Regions from separate parts of the Mus musculus genome. Here region 1 is linked to region 2. Evidence: chromatin loops called from intact Hi-C (ENCODE). Cell type or tissue: left cerebral cortex. All regions are shown on one strand.

What was found. Peaks named below come from ENCODE experiments on the same cell type or tissue, not always from the same donor. Only the 100,000 strongest peaks of a DNase experiment are listed, where the experiment ranks them.
Region 1: a loop joins it to region 2, with 2.9 times the contacts of the local background. A loop is called at or near these places in 2 of 42 quality-filtered maps.

Annotation. Positions count from the first base shown.
Region 1 is chr2:51,451,445-51,459,444 of GRCm38, forward strand. No RefSeq gene overlaps it. Among named protein-coding and RNA genes, the nearest start is that of Gm32434, 17 kb to the left of the region's middle. In left cerebral cortex, a CTCF peak has its summit at 3,556 (motif pointing left); DNase peaks (open chromatin) are centred at 6,482, 7,309 and 7,497; H3K27ac peaks cover 1,798 bases.
Region 2 is chr2:51,375,260-51,383,259 of GRCm38, forward strand. No RefSeq gene overlaps it. Among named protein-coding and RNA genes, the nearest start is that of 1700057H21Rik, 59 kb to the right of the region's middle. In left cerebral cortex, no CTCF peak of the experiment used is centred here; a DNase peak (open chromatin) is centred at 4,000.

The sequences.
Region 1 (8,000 bases), 76 kb after region 2:
CTGGGGATTTAAGTTCAATGTGCTGTATAGAGGAAATTCCTTTCTTAAGTCAATAAATAAATGTTAATGAAGTCTAATACTTTTAATGTTTAATTAAATGACTTCTGGGATCAGTGATGGAAGCAAGTGTCCAGAGCAATGAAAAATGCAAAGTCACCCCCATTTGCCCCTGGGTTTCTCATGTACCTGCATGGGAGTTCCAAAGTACGTCTCAGCTTCCAGTCCACTTGCACATGGACTATTGGAAGGATTGCTAAATTTCAGTTTCTTCTGCTGCAAATCAGAAGGCATTAATAGTATTTCTGGAGTAATTTTAAAATAGCGTGTGCCCATCTGGGCATTCGTCCTAAGTACTCAATGAAGAGACTATCTTTTTCAAGAGGTACCATTTTGCTAAGGTGCTTTCTTTTTTAAAAGCCAGTAAGAGAAAAGAGAAAATGTCTTAAGACTTCAAATCTCTTTTTAAGATTTTATTTATCATTGTGTGTATACATGCATGTAAGCATATGGGTGTGTGCATGTGAGCTTGGTAGTAGGCAGAGGCCAGTAGTAGGTGATGGACCTCCAGAGTTGGAGTCCCAGGCAGTTGTGAGCTGCCCTATGTGGGTGATAGGAAGTGAACTGGGGTTGGCTGCAAGAGCAGTACATGAATCCAGCCCTTAGAATCTATTTAAGCAACAAATACAAAAAGATAACTTCAAAGTTTATTATATTCTTCTGCTCCTCTTGATATCTCTAAGCCTTATACATCAAACGTATTAATTTGAAAATGACAGTTATTCTTCAGATCTTAATATAACTATTTTACAATAGTTAGGAACAGTGATTAGTTGCCCAAGTTCAGAATATTTAAAACATGAAATGTTTGCAATGGCTTACAACTACGATGTATTCAGATTCCCTCGTTGTGGGCGGGGAACTTTGTGCTTTATTTTAAAGCTTATGTCTAGAGTATCACAGAAGCCCCAAAAAGATGATAAACTGCACTGGAACACAAAGCTAAGGACAATGGCTATAGTTTCCTTAGTCATCGTGGCCCAAGTCTATGTATTCTTAAACAGTTACAGATATCACTGCATCACCTCCAAAGATTTCTTTGCTTAATGTCTGAAAACTTTCCTATTTTCAAGTATGGGCAATACTGCAGTTGATAATCACTGAGCAGAAATGAGATTGGAAGGGGCCCACCCAGCATCTCATGGTGTGGCCAGGAGAAAGGCACCTGGGCTGCCTCTACCTCATGGCTCTGGGCAGCAGGCACCAATATGATAATTAAATACGTGATGGATGGGTAGGAACAATAGAAAAACAGAGCAGTGTGTGTGTGTGTGATGCAGAGAGAAAGGAAACTGGAGACATGATGAAGGTGACAGATGAGAGAAGATTGAGGTCAAAATGCTATCATTGTCCAGTAGTGTCGCTGGAATGAAGTGCAGCAGCCTGGAGCTTGTGCAGACACAGACTAGGTCCCAAACATGCTGCCTGGGCAGGATCCTCCTGGCAAAGGTTCACTTTCTGGATCGGACCTCCTTGTAGCACCGCAGTTGTCCACCATGCCGGCCGAGGCCATACTGGTGTTTGTGGTCCACACTGCTACCGCAGGCCAGTGATGATGGCTGGGATCCAAATGGATATATGCAGTCTGTGCTGCTGACTGATGCCTTGGCAAATGTCTTTGGGCTTTGCTGCCTGGGACTGGCATTTGGAGATTAATGGCATGCTTGTAAGATCTACCAGTTTTGAATAAAGCTTTTATGACGGGGGGGGGGGGGAAGGGGAGGGGAAAGGGGGAGAAGGGAAAGGGGAGGGAGAGGGAGAGAGGGAAAGGGAGAGGGAAAGGAGAGGGGGAGGAAGAGAGGAAGGAGGAGAGGGAAAGGAGGAGAGGAGATGGGAGAGGGGAAGGAGGAAAGGGGGAGGAAGAGGAGGAGGGGAGAGGGGAGAAGAGAAGAGGGGAAGGGAGAGAGGGAGGGAGAGGGGAAAGGGAGAAAGAGAGGAAGGGAGAGAGATCAAACTGAAGAAAAGAAAAAGAAATCAAGCTAGAATTGTAGTGCAGGAACACATTCAGTTAGTTCAGGCTGTGTATATTTATTGACCTTTCCTTAATGTTAGTCTTCCATCTTGGCCAGGTAATCTGCAGCTTGGTCTTAAGGTGTGGTAGAACTTGGAGGGGAGAGGTTGGGTACTTCCATCCCTGAGTCTCATTCCCAGGTTTTCTGTTTACATCTTTGTGTGTTCTACTTATCTATGCATCAAACCCATGGGAAACACCAAACTATAGTCTTTATTCAGAGTTGATTTATAGAAATCAAGAAAGGGCACGGAAAAATAAAGCTGCTACCGCGATAAACCAAAGTGGGAGCGAGCCCTCTCTTCTACTGAGAATTCACAGTAATTTCAGCTGCTCTTGTCCAGAGATGGCTTTGTCGTGACTTGGCAAGATGTAGAAATGTCAGAGACATTTCCCTCTTAGACTATGAATGACTTTGACTCAGAGTGGGACAACAATTGTTGGCCAGAGTACTAAAGCCCAGAAGATAATTAAATAATGCAAAAGGAACTAAGTGGAATTTGCGAGCTCCGTTATGATTTCTCATTCTCTGGCTCTGCAGAGAATGCAGATATTAGTCAATGGTTTCATTGTACAGTCTTGCTGGAAACAACAGCGAGTTTTTAATCTAAAAAAGAAGAGTTTTTTAAAGATGTGAACGATGATGTAGTTTCCAAATCTTCCAAACTAGTGGTACTGGGGAGAAGACAGATATCCTCTCAGTTGCAGTAACTCAAGAGTCTGGGAGTGTCAATGTCACGCGGAGCACAAGGATGGTTTATGTATTTTACTGGTAGATTAAGAAGGATCACCCTTGGGATCCCGATATCGTATCTATAAATGAAACTTATCAGCTGGTATCATCTCAGTAACTACTTCAAATATTATTTTACTTCCCCTGAAGTACTTCAGTGCTAATTATAGAGATTTCAGTTGTTCTTAAATTTTAGAGTCAAGTTTAAATTCTGTGCCTGGAATTCCTTATGTATCCCAGGTTAGCCCTAAACTCTCTTTTTCTACCATAGGCTACCAAGTTCTGGGACTGAAACCATGCATCATTATGGCTCTTCAAGGTTAAATTCATTTTATTCCTCCAGAACAAATGGAAAGTGTCACATAGATAGGCAGTGATGGATAATGACACTGTCACAACCCACCATCCAGGGAATAAAACTTTGGAACTGAAACTGCTAACAAAAAAACTCCTTTAAAATCCAGCTTTTAAAGTTATTTCTAAAGAAGAGAATTGAGCCCTAGGACTGATTCCAGCAAAACAGAAGAATAATTCTGGAAGTATTTTTCTAAATTATTTAGGTCATCAACATAGTTTACGAAGAAAATAAAAGTGAGACAAGAACATTTTCATTAAGAAAAAATAAAGACATAAAAATTACCACAGGAGGGACTGGAGAGATGGTTCAGCGGTTAAGAGCACTGACTGCTCTTCCAGAGATCCTGAGTTTAATTCCCAGCAACCACGTGGTGGCTCACAACCATCTGTAATGGGATCTGATGCCCTCTTCTGGTGAGTCTGAAGACAGCTACAGTGTACTCATATAAATAAAATAAATAAATATATCTTTAAAAAATAACCAAAGGAGAGTCCTGAAGTAAAAGCTGTAACATTTTAAGTAATTAAGTAGCTTTTTCTCAGGGGAGGGTGGTAAATTACTAAAACCAGAAAAAGAATCGGAGATACCATCAACAGATCAGTACAGACAATCCCCACCAATGAGTTTGGAAGAGAGAGACAAGAGAGACCCAGGACCAGCAGACCTACAGGAAACATCTCATGTCTGTGGACTCAGCGTCACGAGTAGAGAGAAGAAACAACGTTGGCCAGTGGAGTTCTATGAAGAAACAAGGCAGAACTTTTTGTTGTTTTTGTCGTTCCTTTCAAAAAATCAATGAAAGAGTTGAAGCCACAAGTCAAACAAACTCAGAGAACCCCATGGATATTAAGCAGAAAGAAAATCCTACTTAGGCAACAAGTTTTACAATACTTTCCTGAAAAAGGAAAAAAATAAATAGAAAACCTTAAACCAGATGAAAAGGTGACTCAAAGTCAGAGGACCAACCAATTAAAGCTGACTTCTCATCACAAACATCACTTGTTAAAAAAAAAAGGAAAGGATTCCTGTCTTAAAGTTCTATTATATTACACAAAGCCAACATAGAATTCTACACTTGGCAAAATGTTATTCAATTTTTAAATGAAAGAATTGAAAAGAAGATACTTTCAGATGGATTCCAAAGCAATTCATTACCAGCAGATCCTTGGTATAAGAAAAACTCTGGGGTCAAGGGAAATTGTTTCCTTGCTTCTTTGGAAAGGAAGGACACCCTACCCAAATAAATAAATAAACAAATAAATAAATAGTGCAAATTTAAAGTATTAATTTTTCTCTTTAAATTGATGAAATTAATAATGTATTGTGGGGTTAATAGTATAAAGAGATATATTAAAAACCAAACTATATATAAAAGGATAAATTTAAAATTATACCCTTCTTGTATTGTTCTAAAAAAAGATATATTGTAACTCAAGAGAGTTATCAGAAATTAAGACTGTAGTTCTAATCTCTAAATAAAAATACCAGAAATAAGTCAATAAGAAGCCTAAGAAGGTAACTAAAATCAAAATATAATTTGTCCAAGATCATAAAAAAGGTATGACTTTACTTTGCATCCTTCTAGGGAGATTTTCCTTTCACTTTTTATAATAATCTACTTGTTATAATAACTACAGTTGGGAAGGAGATTGTGATGTACCTCATACCAAATGCTTAAGATTTTCAAGAATAAATAAAAATATTCTTAAAAGCCTGTTTCTAATGCTGCACTCAGCAAGGAGCAGGGCCAACTCTCTGACTCTCATGACCTTAGAGGCAGCTCTCCCACTTGCTGCAAATGGCGAAGGCCAAGTACAGAGAGCATCTCTCTTTCTTGCCCACCCCAACTCACCCCACAGCAGATGAGGGGAAAAGCCAGCTCTCCCACGTTCATTCTCTCAGGTCGAGCTCACCTATGCCCCTGCCACCAGGGTGAGCTATCTGAGGCAGTGCTGGAGAGCTTGTCTTGGTGATGAGGGTGTAGGAGAGTTGATGGGCCGATCAACCCAGCTACCACACAGATTCAGGGTTTTGAGTTGGCCCACTTTTACCCCATCTATGAACTGCTGGAGCTTACAAAAGGGCCAGTCCTACAGATCCAAAGCTGCAGGATCTCCATGACACAGGCAACAACAAAAGGATATCTGAGAAGAGTCCCAGTGAGGATCAGGTACTAAGAGTGTAGCAGATGCCAGAGGCCTGGAACCAATCCAATGCCTCATTGTAGCAAACATCTGTAAGTAAAGATGTGTGGACAAAGGGGTACACTTTGGGACACACGATGACACATGACAGATTCCACAACAAGATTTGTTGCTGTTTGTTTGCTTGCTTGTTTGCTTGTTTTATTCTATCTTACTTTATTTTCTTTGGTAGGGAGGAGATCTCAGGGGTGGAGGGCAGATACAAAGAGATGGGGAGATGAGTGGGATTGGGGCACATGGTGTGAAATTCACAGAAAATCAATAAGAAAAAATTTTTAAGTTTGTCTCTGTGTCTATATTTTAAGTGAAATTAATGAGTTCATATGTGCATGTCAGAACCCACCACTAAGAGCATATTTGCTAAGTTCTGTGAGAAGAAAAATATGATATATAATTAGGGTCAAATTTTATTAGCATGTGGCCTTCTAAGAGAACAATGTATTCAATAGACAACCCAATTGATTTTTAGAAATCCTATCAGTAGAACAGAAAAGTGAGTCTTCTGCATTTAGAACAATATGTCTTACACCAAACTCATACCTAGTTTTCCTTCACATTTATCAGACTTCAGGAACACTGAAGCCTGCAAAGATTACAGGTAGGGAAGAGCGGTGAGGCTTGCTAGTAGGTTTGGGAGGTAAGAGAGGGTAGAGGGTAGCAAGAATGAAATATATGCATGATTGAAAATGTCAAAGTACTAAATATTTAAAAAGGTAATCACTACTGGCCTACCCAAGTATCATAAATCCTAATACATAAGTATTATCCTGTTGGCCAGTAGTAATGTGCAGCAACCATTAGATGCTTCTTTAAAATTTTTAAGACCATTTAATTGATAATTAATAGGAATGTAAGTTCTTGATTCGATGTTCATCCTGCTACAAAGGCACATTTAACTGCGGCAATGAAATTTTTCCTGTGATCAGAGATGCATCATGGCTTGAAAGCACTCTCTGCTTTCTGCAATTTCCTCCCAACCCTGTGAATCTCTAATTCCACTTGACCTAGTTAGGAAGTTTAAGGTGTTGCTTGCCTATCTATACCTATCTCCTCTCCCTCTAGTTCACAGGATGCAAATATATCTATGACTAGCTCTCCGCCAACACCCTATGAGGTATGCTTGCATAGTGACTTCCCACACATGATCCTTGGCTTTAAAGCAAGACAAAAATGAGTAAGATTTCCGGGTGAAGAAAGTATTTCACACCTACTCATTAGGAGGGAGTCACACACTCACTCTCAGGTCTTCTCCAAAAATGCTCAAAACTAGGAAAGTGGGCACCTCATTTCTCCTTGCTAACAATCTTAAGTATATTTTCTGGTAGAAATCCCAACCCCAGCTGATTAACACAGAACAAGAAATATCCCAGCTTATAAAGAAGAAGATGACTATAGTCTTCAAAGATCTGGAGAAAAGTGTTTATAACTGGTTGCACACTGGTATGTTTTTAAATAGATCCTATCTTCTGTGACACTGAAGCTCACAGCCAATCTTCTGTTCCCCACCATCTTAAGTATACTTAACAACTGTCTGACACTCATCCCAATTCACTTAGCAATGAGTCCCATCACCATGGAGCTCATGAGGTCAAAGGTCCATCAAGTCCTTAGCAGATTGCACCACCTTTAGGGCCTAGGAAACCAGATGCCCGTGTTCTGAGCATTTAGAGCCATCCTCCCCCTCCAAGTAGGACCCCATTTTCCTGGCACAGCAGGTGATTTTAATACCATGCCAGTTCAGGTTTGGCCAGGCTTGGCACAGGAAATGTCTGAATTTGACCATTCCCGTTTGACCAAATTCACCATCTGAAAAAATAACGTAGGAATTCCTTGCAGTCCCGAATATCCTTTTAGAAGGTCTGCGAACTCGAAAGTTATTTTTCTTGTTTCCATTTGCAAAGCACAAATTCATTTTCAAATGGCGTCAGGGCACCCCTTATGTTGCAAGACCATTTTTAAAGCAAAGCATTTGGAAATGTTCTCTTTATATTCAATTACACAAGGAGCAATATAATTCGGAAAACATAAAAATGACCCGAAAGAAAGATGAGATGGCCTGGAACAGTTTGCAGTCTTTACTAAGCCTACAGACACTGGTAGCCCCCGAGGAGTCCATGCTGGTGGGCCCCACCTCCAAGTGTCTAAAGCCAGTCTGAGACTGAACTGGGAATTTGTTGTGCTGAGTTCCCAGACTACGCTGAAATGCCTGGGCTGCAAGTCACAACTGGAATTCACCAAGTTCCAGGTCTCACTCCCAACTCCAGGGGGCCAAGCATCCTTGGGGAGCATATTTTCTTGTTTTTAAACTTAAGAATTATTTTATCTTTAAGTGTATGGGATTTTTGTCTGCATGTATATCTGTGTACCTAATGTGTGCCTGGTACTTTCAGAGGTCAGAAGAGGGGCTGAATCTCTGGCGGTGGGTGGAGCTACAGACTGTCGTGACACACCGTGTGGGTGCTGGAAATTAAACAGGGACCTCTGGAAGAACAGCAAGTACCCTGAACCACCGAGCCTTCTCTCCAGCCCCAGGGTTCTTATTTTAATATGTTTATAAGCTAGGTCCGAGGTGCTCTGCCATGCTACAAATATCCAAGTTCCCAAGTGATTCTGACAAGAGATGAAAGACGCGCTTTA
Region 2 (8,000 bases):
TGTAGCCAGCCCTTGCTCATTGACAACTTATTATTCTGTTTTTCAGCATCAATTTGTCAGTTCTGATGGGGTTGAGGATTCTTACTAACTGCTGAACAAGGTCTCTCTCTCTCTCTCACACACACACACACACACACCACACAGACAAACACACACACCACATACACACACACATACACACCACATACATACACACACACACACACACACACACACACACACACACAGAGTTTACCTTTCTGTTCTTTCTGTTATTAAATCAATTCAACTCACCCAACTCAAACACAAATTCTGCGGACTTACATTCTCTCTACTTTCTATGGTGTTTAGGCAGTCTATGGACTCTTGGAAGAGTCCTTTATTTTATCTTATTATTTATTTTTGCCGAGTTTGCACCTACCTCTTCCCATTACATTCTGAAGACTTCAAAGTATGGGAATTCATCGTATGAGTCTTGGATTTGATTTTTTTAAATTAGGTATTTCCTTCATTTACATTTCCAATGCTACCCCAAAAGTCCCACATACCCCCCCACTCCCCTACCCACCCACTCCCACTTCTTGGCCCTGGCGTTCCCCTGTACTGAGGAAGTTTGCATGACCAATGGGCCTCTCTTTCCACTGATGGCCAACTAGGCCATCTTTTGATACATATGCAGCTAGAAACACAAGCTCTGGGGGGGGGGGGGTACTGGTTAGTTCATATTGTTGTTCCACCTATAGGGTTGCAGATCCCTTTAGCTCCATCGTATGAGTCTTATGTAGCATGGAATCTGACACGTAATAATTTCACATAAAAGTCTATTGAGCAAATAAATGTTTTTAACAATGTAAATTAAATATTTCTCAAAATATTTAGTCCTTGGGAGGTTAAATGCAGTACCAATCCACAACCACAGATGCTTTTGTGTGGTTCTCTTTCTAGTAAGACTCTGAGGACAGCAGCTTGCTCAAAGTTAGAACAAATTTAAGTGATACATCTTGTCAGCATCCATGAGCAACAAACCCAACAACCCCAGACCAAGTTGCAAGGCTGTTTGAACAGCTTAAGCAACTACTTACCACAGTACTTCTTCTTGCCAGAGGGACTTGTTTCACAATATTCTCATCCATGGATGTGGGAAGTAAACAAGGCATCCTTACCCAAGAAAAATTGGATATATTTTATGTTAAGATAGATGTATTTATTTGATGAGTTTCCTGTGTTTGTAGAAAATGGTGGCAACTGGTAATTCTAAAATCTAATCATACAAGGGAAAATATTTGAGGTTTATTATGCCTTTCTTCCTGTCAAATCTCAAGATATAAGCATTCGTGTATACTATTCCATGTTTTGGCCATGACCAAAACCATTCTGCTGCCCAAATGTACACTTCAGACATAAATTGGAGCAGTACATGAGAAGGTGTCCTCACTACTCAATCATATTTACCTCCAGAGAAACAGAAGGACCGATGATACCCTTATCCCTGGGTGTCGAAACTGCTTGGTATCATATCCTAATACAACACAGAGACCATGATGAACAGTTCTTATGGTGGGATTTTACTAAATACTACTTCCTCTTTCTCTAGGACATCATGCTGAATAGCTATTTTTACTTTATTTGTTTGTGGTCACAAGCACGAGGGCTTGACTTTCGTGGGAATCTGTAAGCACAAGGTTATGACATGAGAAACAGGCCATGTGAATCATCTTTGAATCCTTTGCTTTGGCAAATATATGTGTCATTCCTAGATTATTCCAGAAGCAAATACATGCTGAAATGCTCAAGATCTGGGATTGTGGTAACAAGGATATAATATATGTCAAGCAAGGACTGGGGGAGAAAAAGAAATACCTGGTTTACCAATGCACCTCAGTTGATCTCAAAGTTACTTTTATCTTTTCTGTTTCCCTTATTGTACTCATTCAAGATGTTTTCTGAAACTAATTACTTTGCATGTGGATTCAGTTAGCTTTTTCATTATCTAATTGCATGCATTTAGAATCTTTTCTGAGATACTTTGCATGACTTTCCTACATCTTATTTTCCAAATTTCTTTAATTAGTTCCTCCAGCTATACCCTCATTCTTCAGACTTTGAATTTATCCTGAAACATGGCCTTGATTATTTTTGATAATTGCCATCTTTTTTTTTTTCAATCATGGCATCTTCTCTGTTGTTTTAAATAAGGATGATGGTAGCATGGGTGGTCAAATGCTATCTCAGCTCCCACATGACATATAAAATTCTGTGCATATCCAATAGATCCCCCTGAGCCTCAGATTTCTAACTGGGCTAATCTATGCTGTACACTACTCCCAGAGAAATAATAAATGTATAACATACACAGCAGCAAAGACTGAGTTTGCAATCTTCATTTGCTTTGTTGGGAGACTCCTCCCTCTCAAAGGCTTTAAAGGCCTTAAGGATGCCAGTGCCTAAAGCTTGAGAGAACCCATATCTGCACCAAGGGTAACAATTGCCAAAGCCCAGTCCATAGAAGCAACAGATGCTTCCCTTTACAAGGACACCACTGTTAGCATCACCACCCGAACTGTTATAGGAGCAACACTTGGCTCTGTGGCTGCTTCGCTTACAAGGATCACTGATTACCACAGCAAATTTGGCAATTTGAACATCAGTTCTCTATGAAGATTATAGAGAAATATGTATTCTTACTGTGTTCTAAATGGCTTGGTCTGGAAATCTGACTGGGGCGACAAGAGAGTGAAGGAAGGACAGCTACACTGACACATGCACAGAAAAGCTGGGATCTGGTAGTCTGTGCTCACTCAGATGGAGGGAACCAGATGCAGCAGCAACTCTTAAACTCAGAGTGTATACATCTGAACTGGGAGGGAGACAAGTTTGCTGTATACAGCTCAGCAGGCTTTGCTGATCTTGGTAAGAGGGCTCTGCGGGAGAGCTAACTTCTTTCTTGGAGAAGGAAGCAGCTTATACTTTCAACAGTTACATTTAGACAGTAAGAAGGCTTTGTCACTGCTCTGAGCTTTATCCAGGGAAGGCTTTGCCACCATACTCATGGGCTGGAGGCATTGGGGTCCTTGACATGGCTATACACAATAACAATACACAGTCACACAGAACTTCTTCCACTATGTACACACTCAGACAGGACTTTCTTTGTTCCCTACACATTAACTTTGGATCTCTGCTATATCCCTATTTTAGAACTTAGCAACACTCTGGAAACTGGCTCAGGGACCAGCCAACACATTTCTGTATATGATACACTGAAGCATTTTGACTTTTCCTTTAAAACAACTTTTTAAACATATATCATACTTGCATGTCCCCAGATAAAGAAACTCCCATAACCCAGAGTTTGCTCATTCTTAGTATGAATGAAACATATCATGGTTGGTCCTAGCTCAGACTCTGGCTGTGACTCAAGCATTATAAATTAGCAATAGTAATAACTATCTTTTGGCACAGTTTTGAAGAGTACTTCATAACCTTTTCGTCGCTTTGAGAAAATGCCATGATCAAGGTCACTTTAATAATAATAATAATAATAATAATAATAATTAATAATAATATAATTTCTTTTAGCTTACAGTTCTAGAAAGTTAGGATTCCTAATCACAGGGAAGCATGGTAGTAGGTGGCAGCCATGGCACCTGGAGCAGAAAGCTGAGAGTTCACACTGTGAACAGCAAACCTGAAGCAAAGATAGCAAACTCTAAGCAGGTAAGGATTTTTAACCTTAAAGTCCACCCCTAGAGACATACTTCCTCCATCAAGAGCTGTACCACCTAAACCTTCCCAAATAATGACGCCAACTAGGAGCCAAGTATTCAGCTGCCCAAGACTATGGGGGAAGATCTGTCATTGCAACGGCAGCAAGCACTGTGTAGTAGTGTGTGCAAGTCATCTGAAAGGCCATCCACGGAAGAGGAGCAGTATCTCCAGAGCAGAAGCAGGAGCTATGTGCCTGGTACGTGAAAGCTTTCATATCCCAGTTCCAGAGAACAAAGAACTCCAGGATCCATGAGTGATGCCCAAGAGCAAGCTGAGAAAAGAGAGTTGACTGCAAGAGGAAACAGCAGGGCAGGGCAATTACGCTCAGCAGCCATTCCTAGTACGCAGAGCTTCCATCCCTGCATCTGACTCAGGAGAAGCAAGAAAGCTTCCAAATTAGAAAGAGCTCTGAAAATGAGCCCAAAGCTATCTCACTAATGGTTCTTCTCGACACAGCAAAGCACCGAGTGGGTTGTTACACATTTCAGGAGAAAAACGGGTAAATGGTCAACTAAGTTTATATTTTCTATGTTTTAAAAGGGTAAGGATTTAAAATGGAAATTATAGTAAATTATAAATAATATTTATTGATCTCCATAAAATTACCCCATGCCTTAGTTTCTGCTGGGTTTGGATCTAGTCCTACCCCTTACCTCCCATAGAATCCAAACTGCAGATGTCCCTTACATTAAGTTGAATGGCCTTTGCATTTAATCTAGATGTATCCTCCTGTATAATCTTCTGTAGATGAACTATGTTGCTTACTATATATCTACATATAAATGCTATTTAAATAGTTGCTGTACTTTATTGTTTAGGAATTAATCACCAAGGAAGGTGTATGCATCATGAACAGTTGTATATTCTTCCAATATTTATAATCTAGTTTGAACCTGACCACACTCAAGCTGCAAAATCAGCTTTTCAGCTGAACTCTCTAGATTCTCAGTGACCAGAGCCCCAGATCCTTGAGCCATCATTGTTGCCTTAGTCCACCACTATCATTTTTTGAAGCTGTGACCAACCGTAGAGGCTCTGAGAGTTCTCTTTGATTGTCAGCATGACACAGTCTATGGCAACTGAGGAACAGAATCTCTAGGGACAATTGTCTAGATCAGACTGGCCTATGGGCATTCCTATAGGAATTGTCTTGATTATAAAAATTGAAGTAGGAAGACCTGTCCACTGAGGAACACCGTCGCCTAAGCCTAATGTCCTGGGCTACATTTAAAGGAGAAAAATGTAAGCTGAGCACCAGGATGCATGCATTCTTGGTTGTCAGTCCTAATTACCATCTACAACTACTTGGGGGAGGGAATCTCAAGAAGGAATTGTCCAGATCAGTTTGGCCTGAGACTATGTCAGTGGACAATGGTTTTAAGAAGGTTAACTGCTGTAGAGAAGTCTTCGAGCTCTTCAGGAGACGCAGCTGCTTTCTCCAGAGCTTGGGCTGTGTCTCTGCATTTCTCTTCCCACTACTTCTTCTCCACTCTGACAAGACCACTCCCCACTTTCCTCTTTTTGGAACATGCTTTTCAATCTCTAGTTCATGTCACCCTCATCTTTATAAACAACCTCTCTTCTTTCCATAATCCCCTCCCCCATACAGTTATCTTCTGTTACTGTAATGAACTGTGACCCAAAGGAAACTCTCCTTGCCTTCCTTTGGTTAGATATTTTGTCAAAGCAACAAGAAAACTTCCCTCGTTTTTGTTCCACACTTTCCACCGAAGTATGCTAACGACAGAAGTCCGAGATGTGTTTATTCATTAACAACAACAACAACAACAACAAAACCAAACAAACAATTCTTCTAATATGTCCAAGATCCTTTATAAACTCTGAGCATGAAGTGAGACCTTTATTTCTTGAAACTTAGAAAGTTATTGTGAGTTTATGATTTGGAAAAGGATATGCTGCACAATGCCTAGGGAGTGGAGGCATGGCCAGAATTCCCATGGAATGTATTTTCAGGATATATTTTATTTAAATTTCTGATAAAGTGTCATTTTTTTAATGAAGAAGAATAAAGTATATGTAAGGAAATGAGCTCGTGTTTGCAATACTTGATTTGAGACATGTCAATAGTAAAGTGGAATGAGGTAGAGAAAAAATAGACAAAGGGACTGACATATCATACAGAGGTAGTAAAATGTCACTACGGTAGAGTCTAAGTGAAATATACACATCTGACATGGTAAAATTCATTTATTTTTTGCTACGTGCATTTAAAAATTATTCATAATAAAAGTGAGGGTAAATATTGTTTCCTAAAAGTAAAGTATTCATATAATGTACATACAAACAGGATAGACACATTTTGAGAAAGAGTAATGATTTTCTCTCTTTATTTTGATTTATCTACTGTCAGTTTGGGATATATTGTTCTATACTGTCCCTTGACTATTACAAGCATCACACACACACACACATACACACATACACACACACATACACACATACATAACACACACAACTAATAGCAAATGGAAAATTAGTTCTTTGCAAATTATATTTTTACTTTATAAATTCTTCATAGATATTTTCCATATTAAGTCACATAGGCCTATGCAATTCTCCAAAGGTACAAGCCAATTTATATTATGAATTACCTAATTTGTCTTACTACAATATATTGACACCAATCCAAACTATCTTCAGTTCATGGCTGCCAAATCATTTATCATTTTTATGATATATGTCTTGTATAAGTATCATCAAATCTAGTAAATAAATTATCTAGAAATAGAATTTCTGGTCAGAGAGTCATATAGATTTACATTTTGATTAGTTCTATCAGTTAATTTTCTTAAAAGGCTGGGAGTTCCTGTTTTCTAGGTCATATGAGCCACAGCGGTTGTCAGGATCTGTTTTATATGAAGCAAGATTAAGGAATGGAGAGAATGCAGTATAAATGATATAGTGAGACTACACATGTGTTTATGCCAGAGTATGGAAAGGAATGCAGATTTCTAATTTGTCATATTTGCTCCTTCTTTTTTAGAACATAATGTGGAGACATTTTGCCAAGTAACCATATTCTTTATTATTGAAAATAGATTCTTCACTCACACAGTCCATCCCATCCACAGATTCCTCCCCCTTACTCTCCTCCAAGTTCCCTCCCTACCTCCCCTGTTCCCCAGACCCACTCCAGTTATTTTCAAAAAAGAGCAGGCCTCCAAGAGGCAACAAGAAAATAAAACAAAACAAGATACAGTAAGACAAGGCATCATATTGAGGCTGGACAAGGCAACCCAGCAGAAGGAAAGGAATCTCAAGGGCAGGCAAAAGAGTCAGAGATAGACTGCTCCCATTGTTAAGAGTCCCACAAAACACCAAGCTTACAGCCATAACAGATAGTAGAGGACCCATTGCAGATACTGTGCTCACTGGTTCAGTCTTTGTAAGCAGATATGAGCTCTGCTTAGTTGATTCAGTAGACCATGATCTCCTAGTGTCCTCCATCTCTTCTAACTTCTAGTCTTTCCTCTCCAACTTTTTATGGGTTCCAAAGGGAGGGACCTAATGGAGACATCCAATATAGAGTCTCTCTATATAATGTCTCTCTGTGCTTCTTTGCCCATTTCTTCCCATCTCCTGCTAGAGGAAGCCTCTCTGATGGTGAGTGGGCAAGGCACCAGTCTGTGACCATAGCAGAATATCATTAGAATCATTTCATTGATATATATATTTTTTTTGGGTAGACTAGTTGTGTTTGGTTCTACCCTATGTCTCTGAGCTATCCAGTCCCTACTTTCTGTCTATGCAAACATTGTTAGTCATGGGCTTCCTCTTGTGGAGTGGGCCTCAAGTTAAACCAAAGATTGCTTGGCTTTCCACATGTTCTGCCCACAATTGCCTGAGCACATCTTGCAGGCAGTACAGATTGTAGGTAGAGGTTTTTGTGGGTTGGACTGGTGTCCAGGTTTCTCTTTATGTAGCCTACAGAGCATCTTTTCATGCCAAAGAGACTAGACTGTGGATGTGAAGGCTCCAAGCCTACATCAGTTTGACATCTCTACATTCATTGAGCTGGGTGGAAGTTGTTCTCAGCTATGGGGCCTGGATGAAAGTTTTCAGAGGGCAAACTTCTGTCCTATCATCAAACTGGATATCATCAAAGGGGATCTCCATGGGACCCCTAGGCAACAACTCAACTGAATGTAAACCAGGCCTAGCATGGGAAGCCTGTCCTAGTTATAAATGAAGCCAATTCAAACTCCATATCCACCACTACTAAAAATAGCCTT